Linked DNA regions of Homo sapiens: regions 2, 3 and 4 are each linked to region 1. Evidence: chromatin contacts called from ENCODE Hi-C or POLR2A ChIA-PET data. All regions are on one chromosome and are shown on one strand. The core of a region is the stretch at or near the end of the contact, and the rest is flanking DNA. Distances in the headings are between cores, read along the strand shown. Region 1 overlaps DPYSL3 (dihydropyrimidinase like 3). Region 2 holds the start of DPYSL3 (dihydropyrimidinase like 3). Region 3 overlaps STK32A (serine/threonine kinase 32A). Region 4 overlaps DPYSL3 (dihydropyrimidinase like 3).

Region 1 (6,062 bases), core at 3,134-5,633:
AGGAGCAAACCCGCATGTTGGAAATGGGGATAACTGGCCCAGAAGGCCATGTACTGAGCAGGCCAGAAGAGGTAAGTTACAGGGGATGAAGGTGCACACACAACGCATGAATAAACATTGTTAAAAGGCGACGAGAATGTGAGTACCAGGTTGCAGTATTGGAACATTTCTTCCAAAGACCACTTCTGATTGACTCTAACTCAGGAGCCCGTGAGAAAATTAGAAAGGAATGTAAGAGACATGCTTATTTCTGACCCCTAATCTCCCTACAGATAACACAAGTTGGAGTGTCCTTCACAGCTATTCAGGAGTGTTAAATTTCTAATCCCTTTCTTAAGGAAATCTCAGTGTGAATCTCATAGACATTTCCACTTATTCCCTTATTTCGAGTCCTGCAAAATATTGGCATATAGATAAGATGTTGAATGGGTTTTTTATATACATTATACTCATCAATTTGTATAAGGTGATGATTATGTCCAGGTATGGAAGTTTCTCATATATAAAATGAATGCTTATTTATGTCTGTACTTAGCAGCCAAACAACAAATCAAAGGTGACTAGAGGCTGGTTCCATGTCTCCGAGATGTCAGCAGCTTCACCTACTGGCACGGAGCACAGAGCTGGGAATTGGCTGCCCATGTACCTGAAAGCACATTGGCTTTGGAAGGGCAGCCTGGGTCTAGCACCTAGAGCAAAGTCAAGGCCCTCCATATCAGTGAAGCGAGTCCTGTTTCTGTCCTGTCATTCCAAACCCTACAACAGGGAGAAGAAGGAATCATAACCAGAAATGATTCCCATATCCTGTCTCTTTTAGAGTCTTATTTAAAATATAAATAGAACACATATAGAAAAAAATGTTTCTATCCTAAGGAGGCAATGAATTTTCACAAACCAGATACACTTAGCTAGTGTTACACTAGTTATACTAGTATAACTAGCACCCATAGAAGGAAACAGATTATCAGCACCTCAGAAACTCCTTTGTATCTAGTGATATTTTTATTGCCATTTAAATAATTTATAATTTTGTGATTAGGGTTCCAGTCACATACAGCATCCCTGAAGTCTGTCTCCTTAATAATACTAGGTCACTTCTATGGAATGCATTCATCTGGTATGTGCTGATTGCATACGTTATCTCAGTTCTCGCTGCCGCTGCTCTGTGTGGTTGGCATTGTTGCGCAGGTAAAGAAGCTGAAGCTCAGAGAGGTTAAGCCCCTGGCTGATCACACTTGAAGGACTGGAAAATGGTTTACTCATCGTGAAGAGACCAGGGTAATCAGCATTGTTTTTGAAGTTTTTCTTAAATGCTGGTCACTGTGGAGATGTGCTGGCAAGACGGATTTCCAGCAGCAGCCAGGGGATTTCAGAGCAAAGTCTATTTTTGTTCCTTGGTTTGTTTTTTCAACCTCCCCTTAGCCTTACCACCCCACCCTCCTCCTTATTCCTGTCTCCTTTTTAGTAAAAAAGCCTCTCAGCCGCAAACCTCTATAGCCGTGGAAGGCCATTTGGGTGAAGTTGGAGGGTGATGTAACCTTCCAAAGATAGTCATGTTGTCAAAGTGCTGAAAAACCTGTAGTGCTTGGGAGGAATGAGATCAAAGGGACCAGGACAGAGGTCCTGGGGGAGCTGAAGTGGTCAGCATGGGTGTGAAGTGGGAGGAGTGATCATAGGAGGAGCCAGCCCCTGTTCAATTCAAGCATACCCAGACACCACCTCAAGTGATGCTGTTCAGAGAGCTGGGACCCCAGGCATAGAGACAGCCGCTCCAGAGTACAAAATTCTGGGTGCTTCAGGAAGGTGTCCATATTCACATATGACCAGGGGCCTCCAAGGTCCCATCCACATGCAATAAAGTGCAGCTTGGGGGAGGCCAGCTCAGCCAGCCAAGTTCTTAGGTCTGTCTGCTGAGCTACACCCACAATGGACAGTGACTGGTTTGCATTATACAGCCATTGGGCATCTGCAAGCTATTTTTGGTATTTTTTTTAAGTGTTGGGCTCCACAGGCTAACCAGAATGTCATATCCATAAAAAAATGAAGTGTTGCCAATTGAATGGAAGAATGTCAAAGTCTCTGCTCTGTGCTGAATTGGACTAACTTACACAAGTTGAGAGTAGACCACTTGAGAGTAACACAGACCCTCAACTGGTTAGAAAATATTATCAACAATAATATCAGTAGCCAACCCTCAAGGGGCACTTACCTTGTTTCCCCATTAGGAATGAGCTAACTGCTTTATAAGGATGAACTCATTTAATCCTCACCACAGCCCAACATGTCAGATCCTATTATCCTCAATTTACAGACAAGGAAACTGAGGCTTTGGGAGGTTGTGCAATGTACCCGAGGTCACCTAGCTTATAAGTGTCAGAACCAGGACTCAGAACCAGGCCATCTGAGAGAGCCTCAGCTCTCAGACCCTGCTTTGTTAATAAAATAAGGGAAAACTTCTAATTTCTTAATAAATGCCACTGGGTTGGTTAGCATATTTGAAAACATGAATTCTACATTAGGGTAAGATGGGAGAGATCAATTATAAAACAAGTCTTTGTGTTGAGAAACCTGGGAATTATTTTCGTAAGAAATGCCTCCTAAAATTAACCCTTTGCTGACCACTTACTGCTGCAGGAAAGGATTTGAGGAACCATGATGCCTAACTGCCTTGGCTGGTTATTTTAGACATAATGGTTTGCTATTGTGTTTGCCCAGAGATTCTGTCCTGAGAAGATTGAGGAGCAAAGGCTTTCATTCAGATGTCACCTTTGTGATAACCACAGAGGCTAAGGAAAAAGTACTTACCCTCTGCCAGACATTGCTCTCAGATGACAATGCTGTGCTATACTATTTTACTAGTGAGGGATAGAGGCACTGGGAAGCTGAGTAAAGTGACACAGTTAGGAAGTGGTAGATCTGAGATGTGGATATAGGCTATCTAATTCCAGATCCTGCCAAAATTATCCATAACCTTTGTGCAGCACTGCATCCTCACAGTTCGTGGAGGTGGGAGCCACCAGTTTGAGAGGTTCATGTTTCTATTGACTCCTGGAGACTTTTTCTTGCAGCTGGAAGCTGAGGCTGTGTTCCGTGCCATCACCATTGCCAGCCAAACCAATTGCCCTCTCTACGTCACAAAGGTCATGAGCAAGAGTGCAGCTGACCTCATCTCACAAGCCAGGAAAAAAGGTGATTTGTGTTTCCAAGATCTCGGAGCCCCTGATGGCACTGTGTGGCTCCTTCCCTCTCTGGTTGTCCTGTGTAATATAAATGGTGCCTACTTTGCTCATTGCCTTGCTCCCTAGGAAGCCGCTCTCCACATCCTGTGTGGATGGGAGGATCCTGGGATTTCTCCCACTTGGCATTTAAGTAAACTGAGGCTCAGGAAGGTTAGATGAGTTGTCCAAGATGACACAGCTTGAACCAGTTCTTCTGAGACTTTGTGCATCTTACTTCTCCCCTTGATCTTTGATTTTCAGTTCACCTTGTCTGAGTTTTATAAACGGACATATCAGTCAGGATTAAATTGGGTGCAAAATTCAAAGATCCTGCTCAAACTGGCTTAAACAAACACAAGTGAATAACCGATTGTAGGTGTTTCAGGTATGGCTAGATTGAGGGGCCTCAACAATGGTATTAGGTGTTTGTCACGCTTACTCCTTTCTTGGCTCTCTTTCCTCTGTTTGGTTTATGTTCAGTATGAACAGTTACAGAATAGATGCTGAGAGGCCCCTGTTGTCCTCAATTTTTGGCAGAGAGCATGATGGGAAAGTAAAATACACCTTTTCCAGCAGGTCAAGCAAAAGTCCCTAGGAGCACTGTGACTGGTCTGGCTTGGGTCATGTGCTCATCCCTGGACCAGTAAACACCCCGGGGATGATATAATCTGGCCAGGATTGAGGCCACAGTGCAGATGCAGGTCACACCTCCTGAGCCACTGAGACTAACACAAGTTATTTTAGAGAAGGGGTTGAGTGGGTCTCCAAAGCATATTGGCCACCATGGCCTTCATGACCCTGGCTGTGTCCCTGCTCCCTGTTGACTTCTGCTTCTTTTCTCCACTGGTGTTAACTTGGGCTTCCTTTGCTTGCCTTGTGCTTAGCTAAAGTTTTCAGAGCTTTCTTTTCTGTTTCTGGTTCTCATCCTCAGTGTCAGACTCGTGGGCTCAGTTGTGAGGCTGGGTAAGGGACGAGTGCAGGTGAGAAGCTGCAGATGTGTGGCTCTGTGTTGGGTTGTGAGAGGATTTACCAGGCCCAGTGATGTGGTTGCTACTGCTGCGTGCCAGTGGCCATTCTGGTAGTAGAGAGGCCCAACATGGGTGATTCATCTACCAAACTGGCCTGTGAAACTCCACGTGTGAGTGATTGCAGTAGCTAAAAATAGTCTCAGCTGACGCTGATGGCTGAGTGTTCAGATGCCTGGCCTTCTGGCACAGGGTGACCCTATTTTTCTTACAAGAGGGGAGGCTTTCACATTGTCTAGACACTCTTCCTAGCTGACAGATTCTGGGGCACCTCCTTCCTTCCTCTGTTCTTCGTAGGCCTGCTGTTTTCTCCTTAGCTTTTAGAAGTTTCAACTGACATGGAGTGGTTGCTCCACTGGGTATGAGTCATTGGGCGAGAACCAGGAAAGCAGCCCAGTGCTCCTCACTCATTCTTGGAGAAAAGCAAAGAAAAGAAAAAGAAGAAGTGTGTAGGAACTCCTTGTGCCCTCACCCAGTGCCGCACACACACACCCCTGCCAACTGTGACCACCCACCGCCCTCATGCCCTCTGCTGAGGCTGCATTCTGCCCGGGACCCATTCTTAGGGTGACCTAGGGCCGCTCGGGACAGGGTGTTTTAGTTATATGCTGGTCTTATTTTAAACTTCATGGACAAAAATTCCTAACCCTGAGCCTTTTGGCACATAATTCTCTGGCGAGCAGAACTAGTACAGCTGTGTCTCCGGGGTGGAATGGGGGTATTATTTCAGGGATGAAAAACTGGCTGCTGAGATTGAAGTCAGTAAACAACTCATGGACCGTCATTCTCAGGGAAACACCCAAGAGCATTCTTTGCAAGACAAAGTGTAGCAGGGTTTGCACTTCCCTCCTGAGCAGGATATGGTTGAAGTCTCAGTGTGTTTAGTCACCAATCATCAGGGCTCTTTAACTATATGGCTGCTCAGAATTAATATTAGAAAGCTACAATTTAATGAGGAACAGCTATGTGCCCTGCACTGACATAAATACTTTAATTTTTTTATTGTGTAGAATTCTCAAAGAACTCTGAGAAATAGGCATTTCTCAGAAATGCCTTTTTTCAGATGAAATTGCAGCACAACTTGTCCAGGATCTCCCAGCTGGGAGAGCTGGTATTCAAATCTAGGTGTAATTACTATCTTAGCTTCTTTTACTCTTCCATGCTAAACATAGTCCAGAGGGAGATTTCTTCCACTTTTAAGATTCTATTTCTTTCAATAGTAGTTGAGTGCTTGCTGTGACTTTCATTTCTTCATATCTTTATGGTCCTGTATCCTTTAGTGTGTAAGTATTTTTGGAGAGCCCTTGAATTCTCATCACTTGGATTTTTTTTTACTCTCACCCCCAAAAGCAGGGCTGTCCAATGTGAATCATTGCCATCGCTTCCTTCTTTTGCCTATGGCAGACATTACTAATTAATCATGAGTCTTTTCTACTGAGACCCCGCGCATTATTAGAATTTTTCCCTTCATGGAATTCTAGGCAACTATTACCAGTTGAATGGAGTTGAAACAAGGCAAAATCTATTTGTGATCCTGGCCATAGAGTGCAAACTTGTGGAGAATTTAACTGTGGAAGTTGGAGGACCAAAGTTAAAGAAGTGCAGGGCTGTATAGGGTAGCTTTGGCCCCAGATTTTGGCATAGAGAAACTTGGTACCAACCACCTAGCTATGAGCTAGCATTTGCTTTCTATATCACTATTCCTTCTTCTTAAAGAAGCTAAACAGCTTAGATCAGTGTATATTCCAATAGCCTTTATCCCCTCTCCATGGTTTGGGTAGTTAGGCCTCTAATTTTTGAGGCAGAATCCAAGAAGCTA
Region 2 (6,062 bases), core at 2,533-5,032, 110 kb before region 1:
TGCCATATGATTTACTTCAGTTACAGGAAATGCAAATTTGATTTGGCGTGTGACAAGTTCAAAGCACTATTTTCTTGCCCACATTACAGAAATAGTTTGCTGTTTGTATATTGTTTTAGATAACCCCTTCCCTGGGTAGTCTGACTTACAGTATCTATAGACATACTGTTGCTCTTGTGTTTGTGATTGTCACAAGTAATGTATCCTCTGTCTTACTAGAAAGGGACATGACAAAATTGCCATGTGTTCATGGGGCTAATACCTTTGCTTGGAGTCGAGTGGTCTGATATTTCCTTATGTGAGTGTTTGCCTTAACCAAAGTTAACTTCTGTCCAAGAACAACTGGGGCATTTAGGGATATTTCATTCCATAACACCTTAACTTTGGGCTTCCCATTTATTACTTCTCTGGATCCTCATGACAGCGATCTATTATGGGTGTTTTTTTAAGAGCACAAGTTCTGTCTGAATCAGCTAGTGGGAAGTTTGAATTCCAGTTTGAAGTACTAACTGATACTTCAGGGAAAGAACTCAACTTCACTAAGGCTCATTTTCTCCATGGATAAAATGGAAATAATCATCACTTCAGATTTATGGGGTTCTTATGAAGGTTAAGGCAATGTTTATGAAATTCTAAGCACAATGGCTTGCTCCAGGAATGAAGTCCATAATAATTCTATTCAGTGGGAGGCAAACATAAAGGAGAAAAACACAAATAGGTTAAGCCAGACATTTGCCTAAAGCCACATAGTTGCAGAACTGGAGCCAGATCAGCCATTCCCATTTTAGTCTTTCTAAAATTTTAATAGGCTGCTGTACTTTCTTAATTAAACACATATGTGTACATGTAACTGTTACTTTTAAATGTGATACTTTGTCAACAAATGTAATTATTGTGCCTATACACTGCATCAGACATAGTGGTGAGGCAATGCAGCTATAACAATGGGGCTCACGTACAACTACGAAGTTCTGTTTGTATGCCCATGTTCCCATGCAAATATGCACATAAAAGTGTGTGTCTACATTCAGAATGTGCCCTCTCTCAAAGTAAACAGACTCTGCACGTATCCTCCTTCAAGTTATGACTCTTTTGTAACTTGGACATTCATTCAGAGCCTCTGCTTCCTCATTAGTAGAAAAGAAATAATAGGCCAGGTGCAGTGGCTCACTTCTGTAATCCCAGTACTTTGGGGGGCCAAGGTGGGCAGATGGCTTGGGCTCAGGAGTTCAAGACCAGCCTGGGCAACATGGTGAAACTCTGTTTCTGAAAAAAATACAAGTTTAGCTGGGCATGGTGGCACACCCCTGTGGTCGCAGCTACTCAGGAGGCTGAAGTAGGAGGATTGTTTGAGCCCCAGGGGTCAAGGCTGCCATGGGCTGTGATCGGGCCACTGCACTCCTGCCTTTCCCATCTGTCTCAAATGGGAGATGCTGTCTCAAACAAAAAGAAATGCTAGTACCAGACAGGTAAGGTTATTAAGATTAATTAAGATACTGCCTGGATGTCCTTAGCGCAGAGCCTGAAACTAATAAAACCTGGATAACCCTTAACTGTAATTGTTCTGAAGCAGCACTCACAGGAAATTCTGAGTCCATCACCAACCAGCATTTGTTAAGAAGGAGCAGCTGCCCAAAGGAAGTCAGCTTAAGAAGTCATAAATAATTCTGATAGAGCACAGGCAGTTTAGCAAGTGGCTTTCTCTTCACTGGGGATTGGGTTGTTGTTGTTGTTGTTGTTTTGTGTGGAATTTTGCTCTGTCGCCTAGGCTTGAGCCCAGTGCCGCAATCTCTGCTCACTGCAACCTCCACCTCCTGAGTTCAAGCAATTCTCCTGCCTCAGCCTCCTCCCAAGTAGGTGGGACTACAGGCGGGTGCCACCACGCCCGGCTATTTTTTACATTTTTAGTAGAGATTGGGTTTCACCATGTTGGCCAGGCTGATCTTGAACTCCTGACCTGAGGTGATCTACCTGCTTCAGCCTCCCAAAGTGTTGGGATTACAGGTGTGAGCCACTGCGCCTGGCCAGGGGATAGGTTTAAATTGTGTCAACATACCTGTCTTTGATCTAAGTTCAGGCCAACTTCCATTCCTCAATATTTTGTGGCTGTCACAGACCTGAGACTGACATTCCAGTTTCCGGAGCCTTTGTTCCACTCCAAAATCAGAGTTCAAAGGTTAATTTCATCAAATTCTATGTGGATGCCTTCAAAGAGTATGTCTATGCGCACAAAGAAGCCGGCCATATGCTTATGAGCATTAAATGAGTTAATATATGTGAAACAATTATAATAATGACTGGCACATAGCAATAACTCCATAAACATTTTCTGGTGCTGCTGTCGTTGTTATTGTTATCCTCCATTTGTTCAAAAAGAATGTATCAAGTGCCTGTAGATGTTCTGGGCACAAGATATACAAAGGTGAACTGAACAGACCAGATCTCTGCCTTTATGGAGCTTAGCATGTATGTGTCCATACTTGGGAGGGGGAGTGTTTAGTTCACAAAATAAACAAAGTTCTGTAAGTTGAGCAGAACAGTGAACGGCTGTGCTACCTAGATGGGTGGTAATAGACTACATTCTTGGTGAGGACAGGCCGATCTCTCTTGTTCGACACTGTTGCTCCAGCATCTTGTGAAAGCCATAGTGGGTACCTGATTTATGTTGGTTGACTAAATAAATAAATGGGTGACTTTCTGAGAGGGAGCACAGTTAAATCCGGCACAACAGGTTTTGGGTTTAGGTGGTGTGTGCAGATATGATGTAAGGTATGTAGTTTGCAGGTTCTGTTTATGTGGCAGAGTCGGCGTCAGAGTATACGTGGGTGGACGTGGGGAAGAGAATGAGGTTATGAAAGCACAGATGTACATAAGTAAAGTCTGCATACATCTGAGGTAACATGAAAAGCAAAGTCTTTGGTTGTGTGATTTTTGAAGTAAATCTGGGCTTAGGTGTGAATCTAAGTGTCGGTTCCGACTGAGGTAAACCTGGACTTGTGTCAGTGTGTGAGATTAAAATCTGGGGTTTGTTGTATGAGGGACAGAGCATCAATGAAGAGTGCTTTGCAAGGCAAAACCTAAGAATGTGTGTGTGTGTGTGTGTGTGTGTGTGTGATCTGAAATGAGGCAAATTAGGGGTGGTAAAAAGCAAACTAGGATATTATATAGAAGCTAAGAAAGGGCTTATGTGAGCCAAAGGGCTTTTGTGACTCTCAATGAAGTAAGAGGGCTTCTCTCTCAGTGTGTGTTTGTGTTGTGTGTGTAAGCCAATTCAGGACTTCATGTGAGAGTGTGGGTTTGCAAGGCAGATTCTAGAACTGGGTGTAGTTATGAGTGTCATCCTAAAGATCAGGATGAGGCAAGTCCGGGGTTCCGGGTAGGATTGTGAGTCTGTCGTAAATTTGAGTTTGTATGTGTTAGTTGTAAATCAGGACTTGGCTTTGAGATGAATCCACCTGGGTCAGCTGGGTTTTTGTGCACGAGGGACGTCAGAAAGCTTTGTGTTTGTGAGGCAAACTAGGGAGTTAGTGTGGGTGAAGCAGTCAAGTGCTGGAGTGTGAACATTTCTAAGACGTCTAAATTGCGCGAAAGTGTGTGAGGCAAGGCTGTTGCGCGAGCGGGCAGTGTGCGCCTGTGTGTGCGTGTGCGCGCGCGCCAAGTTTGGTTTGTGATTGTGATGGGCACCGACGCTGCGTCAGCCCGGGAGGCCACGTTAGGGTTGGGGGTGCGTGAGGAGGTGCGGCCGGGCGAGAGGTCCAGCGAGTGAGCCAAGCGCGGCGCTACTCTGGGCCCCTGCTCCGCGCGCTAGCTGGCTGTGTGGCTCGCTGGCTCGCTAGGGACAAGCAGGAATCGGAGCAGCACTGCCGCCTCTGGCGCGAAGGCTCAGGCGCCTCCTCCCGCCACAGTCACTGTGGCTCGGCGCACGCTGCCGGCGGCTGCCCTTTCCGCCTCTGGGGAAGAAAAACCCGCGGGCCGCTTTCGTGCTTGAACCATGGCCTCGGGCCGGAGGGGCTGGGACAGCTCCCACGAAGACGATCTGCCCGTGTACCTGGCCAGGCCGGGCACCACGGACCAGGTCCCGCGGCAGAAATACGGCGGCATGTTCTGCAACGTGGAGGGCGCCTTCGAGAGCAAGACGCTGGATTTCGATGCCCTCAGCGTGGGGCAGCGGGGCGCGAAGACTCCTCGGAGCGGCCAGGGCAGCGACCGAGGATCGGGGAGTCGGCCCGGGATCGAGGGGGACACCCCGCGCAGGGGCCAAGGCCGGGAAGAGAGCAGGGAGCCCGCGCCCGCCTCCCCCGCCCCCGCCGGGGTAGAGATCCGGAGCGCCACCGGCAAAGAGGTGTTGCAGAACCTCGGCCCCAAGGACAAGGTAAGGGGGCCCCGGGTCACTTCCCTCCTTGCCTTCGTTCCTTTCTCCAGCCCTGGCCGCCATGGCCCGGGCACAACTTTCTCCAGCTCACTTTGCACGGGGCTGGGGGACAAGGAGGAGGAAAGGGTCATCCTCCACTGAGCGTAGCGCGACTTCCTAGCCCAGACCCTGGATTCGCGCGTGTCGCCACTTGCAGCATCTTCGTGCAAGCGCGGAAGGGATGCCCGGGTTCCCCTGCCTGGAGCCGCGTCCTTTGCCCCTGCCTCCTCGCCGCACTCCTGGGCCATCCGGTCTGGGTGGGTGTGTCAGCCCGGGAAGGCTTAGTGATTTCCAGCTCTTCTCTCTAGTAGCCAACAGCACAATTGTCTTGCCCCCCTCTGGCCCTAGATTAAATCTCAACCCGGGTCACCACGGCAGAGGGCAAAGTGATGCTGGGAATATGGGGGTCATCTCCATAGTGCCCGGATGAAAGTACTGGAGGGGCGGTCTCCCCTCTCAGTCTTCAAACATCAGCTCTGTCCCTGAAACTTTTGGGTGTGGAGCCTCTAGACTAAACACGCGAATCTCTCTCTATGCCTCGCTTGTGTCTTAGCACGGCATTTCACATCTGTGTTTGTAAAGAGTGTATTTGTGTACATAGCTTGGCACAAGACTGGGTATTACAGGGGTCCAGCTGCCTCTGCAAGAATAGCATTATATTTTAGAAAATAGACGAGAGTATTAAGAGTGCACATTAAACTAGCATGAGATGCAAATTCCCTGCTGCTCTTAAATGTGCCAAAGCCAATTTCTTCTGTATGTGTATTTTTGAGAAACTTATGTCACACTGAACTGACTGAAGGGATGGCATTGAAATCTAGCTTGCCCTGATTTATGTGTCTATTTCACAGAGACTCAGAGATGTAGTTCAGAAAATGCAGGGCCTGGCAGGGCTGGAGACTTCAGAGTTCAAACTGAAGCTTTCAGTTGGGGAATAATAATAATCAGATGCCCTCACCCTTGTCTAGGTAATGGCCGCAAAATCCATCCGCATGTATTATTCTGCACTAATATGGTTAGGAATAACAACCTGAAATGGAAATGTCTGCCTCAGAGCAATTACAGTTAATGCTTATTCAGGTTTTAGTTGTTTTTCCATTAAAATGCAATGAGCTAGTGAAAGAACAGCATCTCTGTTCACTGTTTGATTTTTGAAAGTTTAGACAAACCAACCAACCAACCTTTGACTACTAAGACCACCAGGGAAAATAAGTGCTGAAGTTAGTGCTGTTCAAGGGTACCACTTGGAAAACAATGTCGGCTTCCTCTGAAATCATTCATTTAGTTTGTGATTTTCACATCATCCTTTTAGTGCGTGATTCCCCTAAGCCCTTGCTTACCAACGTTTTAGGGAAAACTTCTGATATTTTGCAAATGTTTTGGTTGATATCTAAACTGAAGAAGAACCCTATAGAAAGGTTATTCCTTTCTTCATGTCTGACTTGTCCATATTGAAATGTTCCCTTCCTGACTGGAACGGGCGGGAGTAGTGATGGAAAAGGTCGGTAACAATTGCTGTGAGTCAGTGCTATTCCCTTTGCTGAAACACCCCTGATGTAAGCCAGATAATATGCTGGGTTTGCAAGATTTAAGAATGGTAACTAGAGAAAGGGAAAATATTCCTCCTTTAAACCTAGCAATTCTCCCGTTT
Region 3 (6,062 bases), core at 2,221-4,720, 94 kb after region 1:
ATATTTACCTCTGTTTTCCATTTTGAGCTAATTTTGTACATGGTGTGAGGTAGGGTTCCAATTTCATTCTTTTACATTTGGATATACAGTTGTCCCAGCACCAGTTGTTGAAAAGACAAATTCTTCCCCCATTGAATTTTCTTGGCACCCTGGTTAAAAGTCAATTGACTGGAAATATGAGGCTTTATTTTTAGATGCTCAATTCTGTTCCATGTTTATCCTTATGCCAGGACCACCCTATCTTGATTATTGTAGCTTCATAACAACTTTCGAAACTGAAAAGTATGAGCCCTCCAACTTTGCTCTTCTTTTTCAAGATTGTTTTGGCTAGTCTTTGAATTTATTGAATTTTGAGTCCCTTGGATTTCTATACACATTTTAAGATCAGCTTGTGAATTTCTGCAAAGAAGCCAGCTGAGATTTTGATGGGGATTGTATAGAATCTACAGATAAATTTGAGGCCACAGTGCTTTTTTCACTTAACAGTATACTCTGGAGAGCAAACCACACTAGGAAATAGAGACATTTCTCACTTCTTTTCTCAAGTGTGCAGTGCTGCAATTTATGTATGTCACATGATTACTCAACCTGTCCCCACTTGATGAATATTCAGGTTGTTTCCCGGTTTTTGGCTAATATAAATAGTGCAACAGTGAAAAACTCTATGCATCTATCTTTGTTTGTTGTTGTTGTTATTTTGTTTTGTTTTTTAAGACGGAGTCTCTCTCTGTAGCACAGGCTGGAGTGCTGTGGCATATTCATAGTTCCCCGCAGCCTCCACTTCCAAGGCTCAACCTGTCCTTCCATCTCAGCCTCCTGAGTAGCTGAGACTACAGGCATGTACCACCATGACTGGCTAATTTTTTTTTTTTTTTTTTTTTTGTAGAGATGAGGTCTCACTATGTTGCCCAGGCTGGCCTCAAGCAGCCTTCCTACCTTAGCCTCCCAAAATGTTGTGGTTACAGGTGTGAGCCACCACATCTAGCCCAGTAGTAGTACTGGCCCACTGTGGTTGCCTTCTTGTATTCTGGGCAGTCTAATGTCATTATAGATGTATAGAAGAGGGTTTGCTAAAACAAAGATTTGTCAAAACAAAGGGCAAAGGTATATGTAATGTTTGCTTGATATTGCCAAATTTATCTCCATAGGGTGCATATCATTTTGAATTGCCACCAGCAGTACGTCAGTGCCTATTTCAGCGCTTTCTCTCTCTAGAGTACGTTGTCAAATTTTCAGAGGTTTTTAACAGCAGAAAAACTCATCAATAGACCAAGAAGCTTTGGAATTTATAAAATACTTACTTCTCTGTCTCATAAGCAGCCTTACAAAGCTTTTCCAAAGAAAAAATGCACCTTGAATGCCTTCTTTAACACATATAAGTGATCGCACCCACTCTTGTGTATTTTGTGTGTTTATCCAGAATAAACAGCCATATATCTAAAATTCATAAATGTGGACAACTTAGAATTTATGTAGCTCTTTTGGGCAGTAAACAGAATGAATTTGAGAGAACTACCATATAATATTTATAGTAAGTGTTCAGGCCGGGGGCAGTGGTTCACACCTGTAATCCCAGCACTTTGGAAGGCCGAGGTGGGTGGATCACCTGAGATCAGGAGTTTGAGACAAGCATGGCCAATATGGCAAAACCCCGTCTCTACTACAAATACAAAAAAAAATTAGCTGGGCATGGTGGCAGGCTCCTGTATTCCAGCTACTTTGGAGGCTGAGGCAGGATAATCACCTGAACCTGGGGGGCAGAGGTTGCAGTAAGCCAAGATTGTGCCATTGCACACCAGCCTGGGCAACAAGAGTGAAACCCCATCTCAAATAAATAAATAAATGTTCATTAAAACTTCCATTTTAGCAATAAGAAACTTGTACGTAAGTCTTGGAAGACTTAAAGACTCTTGGTTGGAGTTTATCTCCCCTGTAGTTAGTCTTTCCTGGCCTCTCCTTGACAAACGTAAACTAGATGTTACTCCTCTGTGTTTCCCCCTCTGCCCTTCCATAGCACCCAGGTATTTCTCCATTACAGAATGCTTCAGGCCTGGTGCAGATGACTCACGCTTGTAATCCCAATACTCTAGAAGGTAGCACTTTGGAAGGCAGGATGATCGCTTGAGGCCAGGAGTTCAAGGCCAGCCTGGGCAACATAGTGAGACCCAGTCTTAAAAAGGTGTGTTTTTTGTTTGTTGGCTTCTGTTTTTAAATTAGCCAGTATAGTGGCATGCACCTGTAGTCCCAGCTACTTAGGAGGTTGAGGTGAGAGGATTCCTTGAGCCCAGGAGTTCGAGACTGAAGTGAGCTATGATTTTACCACTGTACTCCAGTCTGGGTGACAGAGCAAGACTCTGTCTCTTAAAAACAAAACAAAACACTTCAGAAATCTAGTGGCAGATGGCTGCATTGCATTATATTGTATAATCACCATTAATATTTTCTTTTTGCCTGAATTGCTCACTAATTGAACAAAGAATTTTGTGCCCTGCTCATTTCTAACCATCAGCAACCCCTGGCATATAGCTTGGTACTTAATGAGCACTTGTTCATTCGATGGTCATTTTACAAATATTTTTTGTATATTCATGTTGTGCAAGGTGCTGAGAATAAAGGACTGAACAAAAGGACATGGTTTCCCTCTTCCTGAAGCCAATCATCTATAAAAGATAAACAAATATTTAACAAACAAATATGTAGTTATAGAATATGGCAAGAATTGTGAAAGAAAAGTGAAGGATACTGTGATAGAAACTAACAGAAGGACCCAAGTTTGATTGCAGGGGTCATGAAAACCTCACAGAAAGTAATACTCATATGTGTGTGATTCAAGACATAAACTATAGCCTCAAATAAAATAAACAAAAATCTACAGTTTGCACAGTAAAAAAGATGGGGGGTGATTTTTAAAAATCATATAACAGGTTGCAGATTAGTTTTTCTTGATATTATGATGATTTTTCTGAAGCCCTGACCTTTCTCTGGACAGAGCATTAAATCATATTTCATAATCTGTCGGCTTACATATACTGGCTCTGGAGATTTAATTTATGAAGCTTCTCAAGGGAGAAATTTTGCTATTATTATTTTCTACAGAATCTCTTGAGATGGCCACCTCAGAGAATAATACAGCCAGTAATCAGGCAAAGGGGAATAACAACATTTTGCTCTCCATATAAAAGGGCAAGCCAAGACGGCATGCTCAGATGATAATGAGGAACAATTAAATCAGTCTCTTGCTTATAAAGTTCATCAAGCATCCAGGAAAGAAAAATAAATGTTAGAAGTTAATACTTTTTGTGCTCCATGACAATCATAGACCGATCACAGAGAAACTAGTCTAAGTTGGAGAGCTTGGGTCACTGATGGGATTGGAAATGGCCACTTGTGATTCAGCAAGTGGCTGGGCAGGCCTGGCTGGCGTGGGAGAGGTGCCCGGCGTGCTGAGTCATACATTGTGACTGGCTCTTCTCCAGAGCGGAGAGACAGGAAGTTCAGCTGGCACAATGTATTGTCTACCCTTTGCCTCTCCAGCCAGAAAGGCAATTTATTTCCTTATTGACCAAGCTACACCATGTTCAGAATTGCAGGTCAGAGGGGGATGAACTAGAATTACTACCAAGTGAAGAGATTCTTACTCAGCCTTCACGCCTTCATCCCAGGCTCTCTACTTTTAATGCACCCAATGTTCCTTTACCCGTCTAGTGATTATAGCCAAACTAGACCAACTGCCTCTTCAGAAATGTTTTGCTTTTCCCCTGTCTCTGCTCTTATCTCAGGGGCTCTACTATTCTCTATTTCTGATGTCCAGCAGTAGAAACGCTACCAGGAACGCAGGAATAATACGACATAATGGTTTTTCTCAGACCTAAGAATATTAAAGTATCAGTGGTGATTTTGTTTTACTAAAATATTTTAATTTATCATGTTAAATGGCTCTTTGAAATTTTTAAGTTGATTTTGCAGTTGTAGCTAATTTTAAAATGTTTGGTTTAAGAGTTGTAAAAGTAATGATACATATATAATAACATTAAAATAAAATATATGTTAATGCTGAGGGTCTTAGAGAATTTGGGAGTCGGGAGTTAGAATCCAGCTTTGTCATCACTTCCTGTTTTTGTGGCTATCGAAAGAAATGGAACGTGTCATCATCAGCATACTTATTTACAGGAACTAGTAGTTGAAGATATATGAAATTATACATGTAATATATTAGTACAGCACCTCAAAAGTAGTAAATTCTTAAAAATATTAGTTGTCTTAAAAAGTGACATTGCATATATACGATTCTTTAAGTTTCCCCAAGAATTTCCTTCTTGAGTTTCCTTTCTACAACTACGCTTTTCAATTCATCAAACTTAGTCACAGTGAGAATACCTCACCCAATTAAACTCCAATCCTGCTTAAACTCAATATGCTTTTAAACAGCAACAAAAATGAACTGGTGATCTATTAAGTGCAATCTAAGGAGAAAAATACAAATCTGCAGGATAGATTCTTGTTTAATTATAACTACAAGTCTCAAATGGATACTTAGAAAATCCTATTCTAATTCTCTACTAATTTCACAGATCTTCTCGGCATCTCAAAATTTCCTATACTCTGACCACCTTCATTCTCAGTGGATGGCCTCATATACCACAGGGAAAACACAGGCAATGGCATAAGAACTATTTCATCTGCCCTCTGAGAAGCCCAGCAGCTCACACACATACAGACTTCAAACTCTGCTTTCTCTCCTAGTACATGAAGGAAGGGTCCCCACTTCCACCTAAGGTCAGCTCATTCACCTGTGCCCTGAGTCACATTCATCTCACCACCTGCAGGACCTGACTTGGCAATCATCCCCGCTCTTTACTACATTACCAATTTCTTCCTCTCAGTTGGCTCATTCTTGTTACCATTCAAACTTGTCTATGTACATCCTAAAATATATGTAGGAATATATATAAATAGAATACATATTTATAAATAATAAATAACATACATAAATAATGTATGAATAATAATATAAAAAATATAAAAAACAAATATTTTATTGTAGCCAGTAATATACACAAGAGGATAATAGAACATGACCAACTAGCATTTACTTTTGGAAATCAAGATTGCTTTAATATTTACAAATCAACTTGCTTCACTCACAATAGAAATGACCTCAGTAAAACAAAAGTATTTGATAAAATATTGTACTCATTCATGTTAAAAAAAAAAAAAACTTCTAGTGACTTAGGACAGAAAAGAAACTTTCTTATTGTGATAAAGGATATCTACAAATAGCCTACAGCAAATATTTTATAAACTCTTGATATATTGAAAACCTTCCCTGTGAACTCGGGAAAAAGAGACAAAGATGTCCATTATCACTACTTTTATTCAACATTGTTCTCAATGCATGTGCAATATGCATGGAAAGAAAAGGCAAGATTGAAAGGGAAGAAATGAACCTGCCACTATTAGTAAATCACATGAATGTAAATATTGAAAATCCAAGAAAACCTATGGGACAACTAGTATAATTAATAAGAGAATTTAGCCAGGTCACTGAACACAAAGTCAATATTAATAATCAATTGTATTTTAGTATATAAGCATCAAACTAGCAAGAAATACAATTTTGATAAATAATACCACTTGTAATCTTATCAAATACCTAGTCATCAGTCTAAAGACAAATACGCTAGACCTCTACATGAAAAACTAAAACCAAAGAGAGAAATTAAGGAATATCTACATAAATAAGGAAATGTATACGCATATATATGTATATGCATGTACACACATATATATATATATATATATATATAAAATGTATGAATTGGAAATTTGATATTTTAAAAAGATGTTAGTTATCCCTGAATTAATCTATAGACTCCATGTACCCAATATACATACCAGCAGCTTTAAAATACAAATTGAAAAGCTACTTATGAAATTTATATGGAATTTTAAAGAACCAACTGTAGCCAACATAATCCAAAGATGAATTACTGAAAATCCAGTATAAAACTACAGTAATTAAAACAGAGTGATAAATATGCAAGAGTATACAAATGAATCAA
Region 4 (6,062 bases), core at 2,522-5,021, 77 kb before region 1:
TGAACTCAGACAGCTCACAAAGCAAGAATTTTGTCTAAATCTCCAAACTCACGCTCTCAGCCACAATCAAAAAATTAAATGGAAATTTTACAAAATCTTAGCAGTGGTAAGAGGAATAAATAACGTGTGACGTGTTTTCTTCTGTTCCTTCAGCTCCATTTTCTACATTTTCTACGATGCTGTGGGTTGCTTTTGCAATCGAATAAAAGCAGTACAGTTTCTGTTACAAAAAAGAGATCTTGCCTAAATCAACCTCAAAACATAGTTGAAAAAAGAGACTAAAACTCTCATGGGCTGTAGGAAAATATACAAATATAAAAAGTATGGCCCACAGCAAAAGTAAGGAACGATGCTGGTGAGAAACTCTAAATGGAGGGGTTTTGTGGTTACTTCTTTACCATCTCAATCTTTGGAAACTATTAATGGATGCTGACCACTCCTTGTCTCTAAATAAGCATTTCTGTTTCCCAATTCCTTGCTGAGTTCTTCTGTTGATGTTAGAGAGCAGTTAACAAACCACGTCAAATCATATGCAGTTGTAGCCTGGTCTTGTGTGACATGGTGGAGATTTGAAGCATTCGGTTATCTGAGTTATATGCCTCGATTTTTTAACCCCTATCCAAAATTCTAATTTGCTCTGATGTCTGAATATTACCAGTGAGCACTTGCTTAGGGCCTGATTCTGTCTACACTGTGTAGCTTGCACAAAGAATTTGAGAAATAACCTTTCTTTATATTGCTAATACAACAACACTATTGGTTTGTTATTGTTTGTTACTGTTGATAGGAAAAGCTCCATGAAAACCAGTCATTGTCTCTAAGGACGTAGGTTGTTGATATTTAATTCCAAATTTCCCCTTTCAAGTCCTGTCTCCTCATTCAGTCAGCAGTGATGTGGCTCCACAATAGCTGTAATATTGTCATAATTTCCATAGAAACCATCTGTAAAGCTGCAAACACAGGATTACACCCTCCCTGCAGGCTGAGGCAGGAAGGCCAGATGGGCTATGAAGGGGAAAAGCCCTCAGCGAGACATAAATCATTTGGTGAAGGGGAGGAGGATGGGGGAGGAAACCACTTTAGGAGAAAAATTCTGTTTGGTGCAATCTTTGCAAACAGGATGAAATTCCCAAATGAAGTGGCCAGCAGCACGGGCTCCCTTCCAAGGCCAGTGTCTGGAACTGGTTACTTGCCGGGAACCTGGTTCTAATGAGGCCAGAGACAAAGATTTCTTATTATGTGGGCTGCTGATTTCACAGGTCATTAGCCACAGACAGACAGACAGAGAGACAGACCTAAGATCCTGGTCAACTCTTGTGTGTTCAAAGACAGAGATGGAAAGTGACGTGTAATGTTCACTCCTCAGTGCCAGGCTGGACTTTTCACATATGTAGCTCATTGGGCCTTCACAGTATCCCTTGGGGGGGAGATATTATTCCCATTTTACAGATGAGATAATCGAGTTATTCTCATTTTACAGATATGATAACTGAGCTATTCTAACTCCTTCTTGTTCAGATCTCATCTTCATCTTAAGTTTTCTGAGACCTTTCTCCGGGTGAGGTCCACCTATATGCTTCAGAATGCACCTCTATTTAATACTCATTATTCTGTGTAATAAATACTTGTTAACCCCTTTCCCACTCACCTGAGATTCCTTTGAAGGCTGTGTCCTTACCACTGCCACAGGGTTGACTCATAGTAAATGCTCATTACCAATTTTTGAATAAATAAATGAGAAAGTCTGAGTAACTCATTCAAAATCTATCTTTTCCACAGTTGTGTAGCTGGGAGTTAGAACAGTGCCTGGCATATACAGACCCTTAATAAACATTGGAATGAAGTAGTGAATGAATGGACGTCAATCAGCTGATTACACAGTTTATCAGGAAGTCACATCAAGCTTTTCTGATTTCAAACACAGTGTTACATTAGCCGGGGCCATTGTCATGTCTGGCCAGGCAATTCAAAGCACCTGGCTTCCTGTTAGTGTCTTGCTACTGTTTGCTTTTAAAAGTACCTCTTATTATATAACAGCTCTAACTAAAAAGCATTCGCTGAAAGCTCGGAAAGTGAGGGTGAGACATGGATCTGTTACTCACCATGTAAATTTGATCATATCCCTTTACCTTTCTGGGCCTTAATTTCTCCATTGTTGAAATAATTATAGTTGAGTTAAATGTGAGATTTTCTGTGAGCACCGCCATATGGTTTTGCTTTGTGTCCCCACCCAGATCTCATCTTGAATTGTAATCCCAACGTGTCAAGCGAGAGATCTGGTGGGAAGCGATTGGATCGTGGGAGCAGTTCCCCCATGCTGCTCTCATGATAGTGAGTTCTCACGAGATCTGATGGTTTTATAAGAGTTTGACAGTTCCTCCTTCACACACTTTCTTTTTTCTGCCTCCTTGTGAAGAAGGTAATTGCTTCTTCTTCAGCTTCTGCCACGATTATAAGTTTCCTTTGGCTTCCCCAGCCATGCAGAACTGTGAGTCAATTAAGCCTCTTTCCTTTATAAATTACCCAGTCTAAGGCAGTATCTTTATACCAATGTGAAAACAGACTAATACAACCTCCTTCTTTTAGAAAAAAAAATCAGAAGTAATCTTATGCGTAAGCTCAATACAAGTGAAACTGCTTTGATAGAGACTTTCTCAACCTTCCTTTTATGTGCCCAGCCTCTACCCCTTGGTGGCCTCTGAGGAAGCTCAGTGGAAAAAACGGTCTCTGGTGAACACAGTTGGGAAATCACTAGAATAGATTATAAGTAGGGCCATTCTGGCTCTAAAATTCAAGAGTTCTAGAAATATTGGCACTGAGCTCCACACATTATGTGGCCAATCTGAGCTGATGGTGTGTGCCACCTATCCTTACAAATATAGATCTAGATGGAGAAGAATGGCCATGGGATTTGGTGTCATAATTTCTGATTTTTGAACACTCAGATCCACCACTTCCACAAAGGGTATTACCCCTGAGCAAATCATTTTACTTCTCTGAGCTGATTTCCTCAAATCTATAGATTGTGAAAAGGGTTCTTTCATGATTGGGTTTTATGAGATCCAAACTGATAGCTATTGTTTATCGTGTAATTACTAAGTCCTTGGTAAATTACATTGGGAGAGGCAGGGAACCATGGGTTTTGGGTATCCTTGCATGTTGTTGCTGGTTATAACAAAAATATGAGGCCCTGACTGCTCTTTATCTGGATCATTTCTCATGGTTATGTTTTTAGTGAGCAATCTTGAGTGATGAGGTAATGTTTCCCCTAGACAAAGAGTAGTTTTGCTTCCTCTTACTGTAAAAGTGGCAAATCTTCCTACATCAGTATTATTCTCCTGTAACACAACCCACTGTATGTGCAGGCATCTGGCATCTGTGTTGAACCATGTCTTAGTCCATTTTGTGCTGCTATAACAGAATACCTGAGACTGGGTAATTTATAATGAACATAAATTTATTTAGCTCATGATTCTGGAACCTGGAATGTCTAAGAGCATGGTGCTGGCATCTAGCAAGGCCCTTTGTGCCATGTCATACTATGGTAGAAGGCAGATGGGCAAGAGAGGCAAAAATGAGCAAGAGTTCAAACTCACAGCCTCAAGCTCTTTTATAATTGCCATTAATCCATGCATAAGGGTGGAGCCCTCATGACCTAAACATCTCCCATGAGGCCCCACCTTCAGGCACTGTTGCATTAGGGATTACGTTTGCAATACATACTTTCTGGTGAACATATTCAAACCACAGCAAGCCTTTTGCATCATCCCTGTGAGACTTGGGAGGTGTGGGCAACCAAAGAAAGCCAACATAAAACTCTAGCTAATGCTTTTTCATGAGTAATAAAGTCATTTGTCTCTGACCCAGGAACCTCCTGTCTTCTGCCAGCATCCATGAAATAGTAACAGGCTAATTTGTTAGATTGTAAGTAATATAAAACTTCAGACCCTACACAGTTCTTGACATATTATGTGTAATATATTACATTGTAGTGTATTCTATCATATGATTTTAAATTATTACAGCAGCCCTATGAGGTAGGTAGATTCTAGTAACAGTATTTCATAGATAACAAAAACAGTTTCAACAAGGTTCAGTGACTTGCCAACTGTCACACAGCTATTATGTGGCAGAACTGAGATTAAACCAAGGACTGTTTAATCCCAAAAGTTACACCCTTATCTACATTTCCTCTCTGAATTTTATGAAATAATGCGTATGAAATTTTTTGTAAACTTTAAAGCATTATATACATATGTTTTATTTTTAATAAAAATAGATTTATGGCCAGGCGTGGTGGCTCACACGTGTAATTCCAGCACTTTGGGAGGCCAAGGTGGGTGGATCACCTGAGGTCGAGAATTTGAGACCAGCCTGACCAACATGGAGAAACCCTGTCTCTACTAAAAATACAAAATGAGCCGGGCGTAGTGGCACATGCCTGTAATCCCAGCTACTCAGGAGTCTAAGGCAGAAGAATCGCTTAAACCCGGGAGGTGGAGGTTGCAGTGAGCTGAGATCGCGCCATTGCACTCCAGCATGGGTAACAAGAGAGAAACTCCTTCTCATAATAATAATAATAATAATAATAATAATAATAATATATATATATTCATGATGTGTGCACTAAGAAATTGGTTCATTTCAACAAATCTGTATTGATTGTGGTCCTAGCTTCCTACAGCAGATAAAGCTGCCCATTTAAACTTCTGTGGAAAACCTGGGTTTAGTAATGGTTATGCTGCTTACCAGCTGTGTGACATTGGACAAGATAATTAACATAGCCATATCAGTCTAGGTTCAGCCACCATAACAGAGACCCTACTAGGTGCTTCAGACAGAGGGGATTTGATACAGAGAGTCGATTATACACATGTTGGAAGTTGAAAGAGCGAAAAGAGACATAGACGTTAATCCAGAGAAAATAACTAGAGGAAGTGGCAACCACCCAAGGCTGAATGAATAAGGAGGGGTGCTGCCCTACAGGTTCATTGCCCAGATTTTGGAGGAGGGATCTCTACCTGACTGCTCCTAAGAGGGTGTGGCAAAACTGGGAGTGACAGCGCAAAAAGAAGCTGGAGGCCGGAGATGACTGCCGCTACAGGAGTGATGCTGGCAGGAACAGGCAAACGGGAAAGAGATTCTGTTGTCCTTTCTTTCGCCTTTTATTCTCTACGTGCTGCCTTCTGTTTGCAGAACTTAATAGGAAGCTAGCTGGTTAAGAATTCTGAGTCATGTAGTTTGCAGAGTAGTAGCCAAGTAGAAATCAAAGAGTATAAAGTGGTGAAGGCTGGGCTTAGAGCTGACAAACAGGAGGAAATAACAGGAATAATTGCTGTGCCTTGGTCTCATCACTGTACAATGGGGATAATACCTATATCATTAGATTCTTTTGGAGGATTAAATGAAACACCACTCAGTTGCTTGCTGATTGCAAGTGCCCAATAAATGCAAGCCTTTATATTATTCTTATTATGCTAAGCCTGATTTCTGTGTAGTCTGCTGCCTGTGCCTGTTTTACAGTGGGACTTGGGTGTTATGCTTGCTTCAGGGATTATCAGGCCATCTGGGAAGCTGGCCTTGCTAAGCTCCATGTGGAGAACAGGCTTCAAGACTCAGCATTGGCCCTTGTGAGTCAAGATGGGAACTTTCTCCCCAGAGATATTTAATTAGCTGGTTGTCAGAATGGTGTTGATAGATAAGATGCCTGTCTTAGATTGGCTCTGTGGTTGCTCTGATGTGGGATTCTCAGTTTATTTCATTTGTCACCCTGCTTCCTCTTTTTCCCAAAATAAAACCCCCATTGTGTTTCACCTCCTTTTTTCATTCTCTCTTCAGACAAGATAAAATGTCCTTCACTGAGTTGACAAGACTTGCGCTCCTAAACAGTTGTCCTGTGCACTAGGGATTTATGTTGCAGCATCTCTTAGAATATACAGCCAAAGGCGCTGAGACCTGAATTTCAGCAGCATAGCCCGGCAATTAAGGATTTTGATTGTGGAGTAGACACAACCAGGGTTTAAATCCCTGCTCAGTGTTTTATTAGCTCTATGACCTAGGGC

The links. Hi-C counts contacts between places; a loop is a spot of excess contacts on that map. ChIA-PET counts read pairs that join two places held with the same protein, here RNA polymerase II (POLR2A). Pooled maps may share reads with other maps.
Region 2: a loop to region 1 is called in a map of endothelial cell of umbilical vein, with 9 times the contacts of the local background. The contact joins the promoter of DPYSL3 here to the enhancer-like site in region 1. A Hi-C loop is called at or near these places in 5 of 168 maps with a recorded cell type or tissue (ascending aorta, endothelial cell of umbilical vein, esophagus muscularis mucosa and 2 more) and 14 of 50 pooled maps.
Region 3: a map of ascending aorta shows a loop between it and region 1 (12-fold over the local background). The contact joins two enhancer-like sites. A Hi-C loop is called at or near these places in 2 of 168 maps with a recorded cell type or tissue (ascending aorta and endothelial cell of umbilical vein) and 5 of 50 pooled maps. POLR2A ChIA-PET finds 5 or more read pairs at or near these places in 2 of 52 experiments (RWPE1 and activated T-cell).
Region 4: a loop to region 1 is called in a map of endothelial cell of umbilical vein, with 12 times the contacts of the local background. The contact joins two enhancer-like sites. A Hi-C loop is called at or near these places in 1 of 168 maps with a recorded cell type or tissue (endothelial cell of umbilical vein), 2 of 37 single-sample maps with no recorded cell type and 4 of 50 pooled maps. POLR2A ChIA-PET finds 5 or more read pairs at or near these places in 1 of 52 experiments (AG04449).

Annotation. Positions count from the first base shown.
Region 1 is chr5:147,402,737-147,408,798 of GRCh38, reverse strand. DPYSL3 (dihydropyrimidinase like 3) reads left to right here. Exons shown (of 14, transcript NM_001197294.2): 7 at 3-71; 8 at 3,069-3,189. Among named protein-coding and RNA genes, the nearest start is that of DPYSL3, 100 kb to the left of the region's middle. Within about 2 kb of position 4,383, at least 22 of the 41 ENCODE cell types and tissues checked have a DNase peak (open chromatin) inside an H3K27ac peak, as active enhancers do; they include ascending aorta, endothelial cell of umbilical vein and sigmoid colon, where a contact is called at or near this core.
Region 2 is chr5:147,507,788-147,513,849 of GRCh38, reverse strand. It overlaps DPYSL3 (dihydropyrimidinase like 3), which reads left to right and starts at 3,782. Exons shown (of 14, transcript NM_001197294.2): 1 at 3,782-4,372. The coding sequence starts at 3,992.
Region 3 is chr5:147,307,884-147,313,945 of GRCh38, reverse strand. The region is part of intron 4 of STK32A (serine/threonine kinase 32A); the gene reads right to left. Among named protein-coding and RNA genes, the nearest start is that of STK32A, 76 kb to the right of the region's middle. Within about 2 kb of position 3,470, at least 9 of the 41 ENCODE cell types and tissues checked have a DNase peak (open chromatin) inside an H3K27ac peak, as active enhancers do; they include ascending aorta and endothelial cell of umbilical vein, where a contact is called at or near this core.
Region 4 is chr5:147,479,245-147,485,306 of GRCh38, reverse strand. All of the region lies in intron 1 of DPYSL3 (dihydropyrimidinase like 3), which reads left to right. Among named protein-coding and RNA genes, the nearest start is that of DPYSL3, 28 kb to the left of the region's middle. Within about 2 kb of position 3,771, at least 3 of the 41 ENCODE cell types and tissues checked have a DNase peak (open chromatin) inside an H3K27ac peak, as active enhancers do; they include endothelial cell of umbilical vein, where a contact is called at or near this core.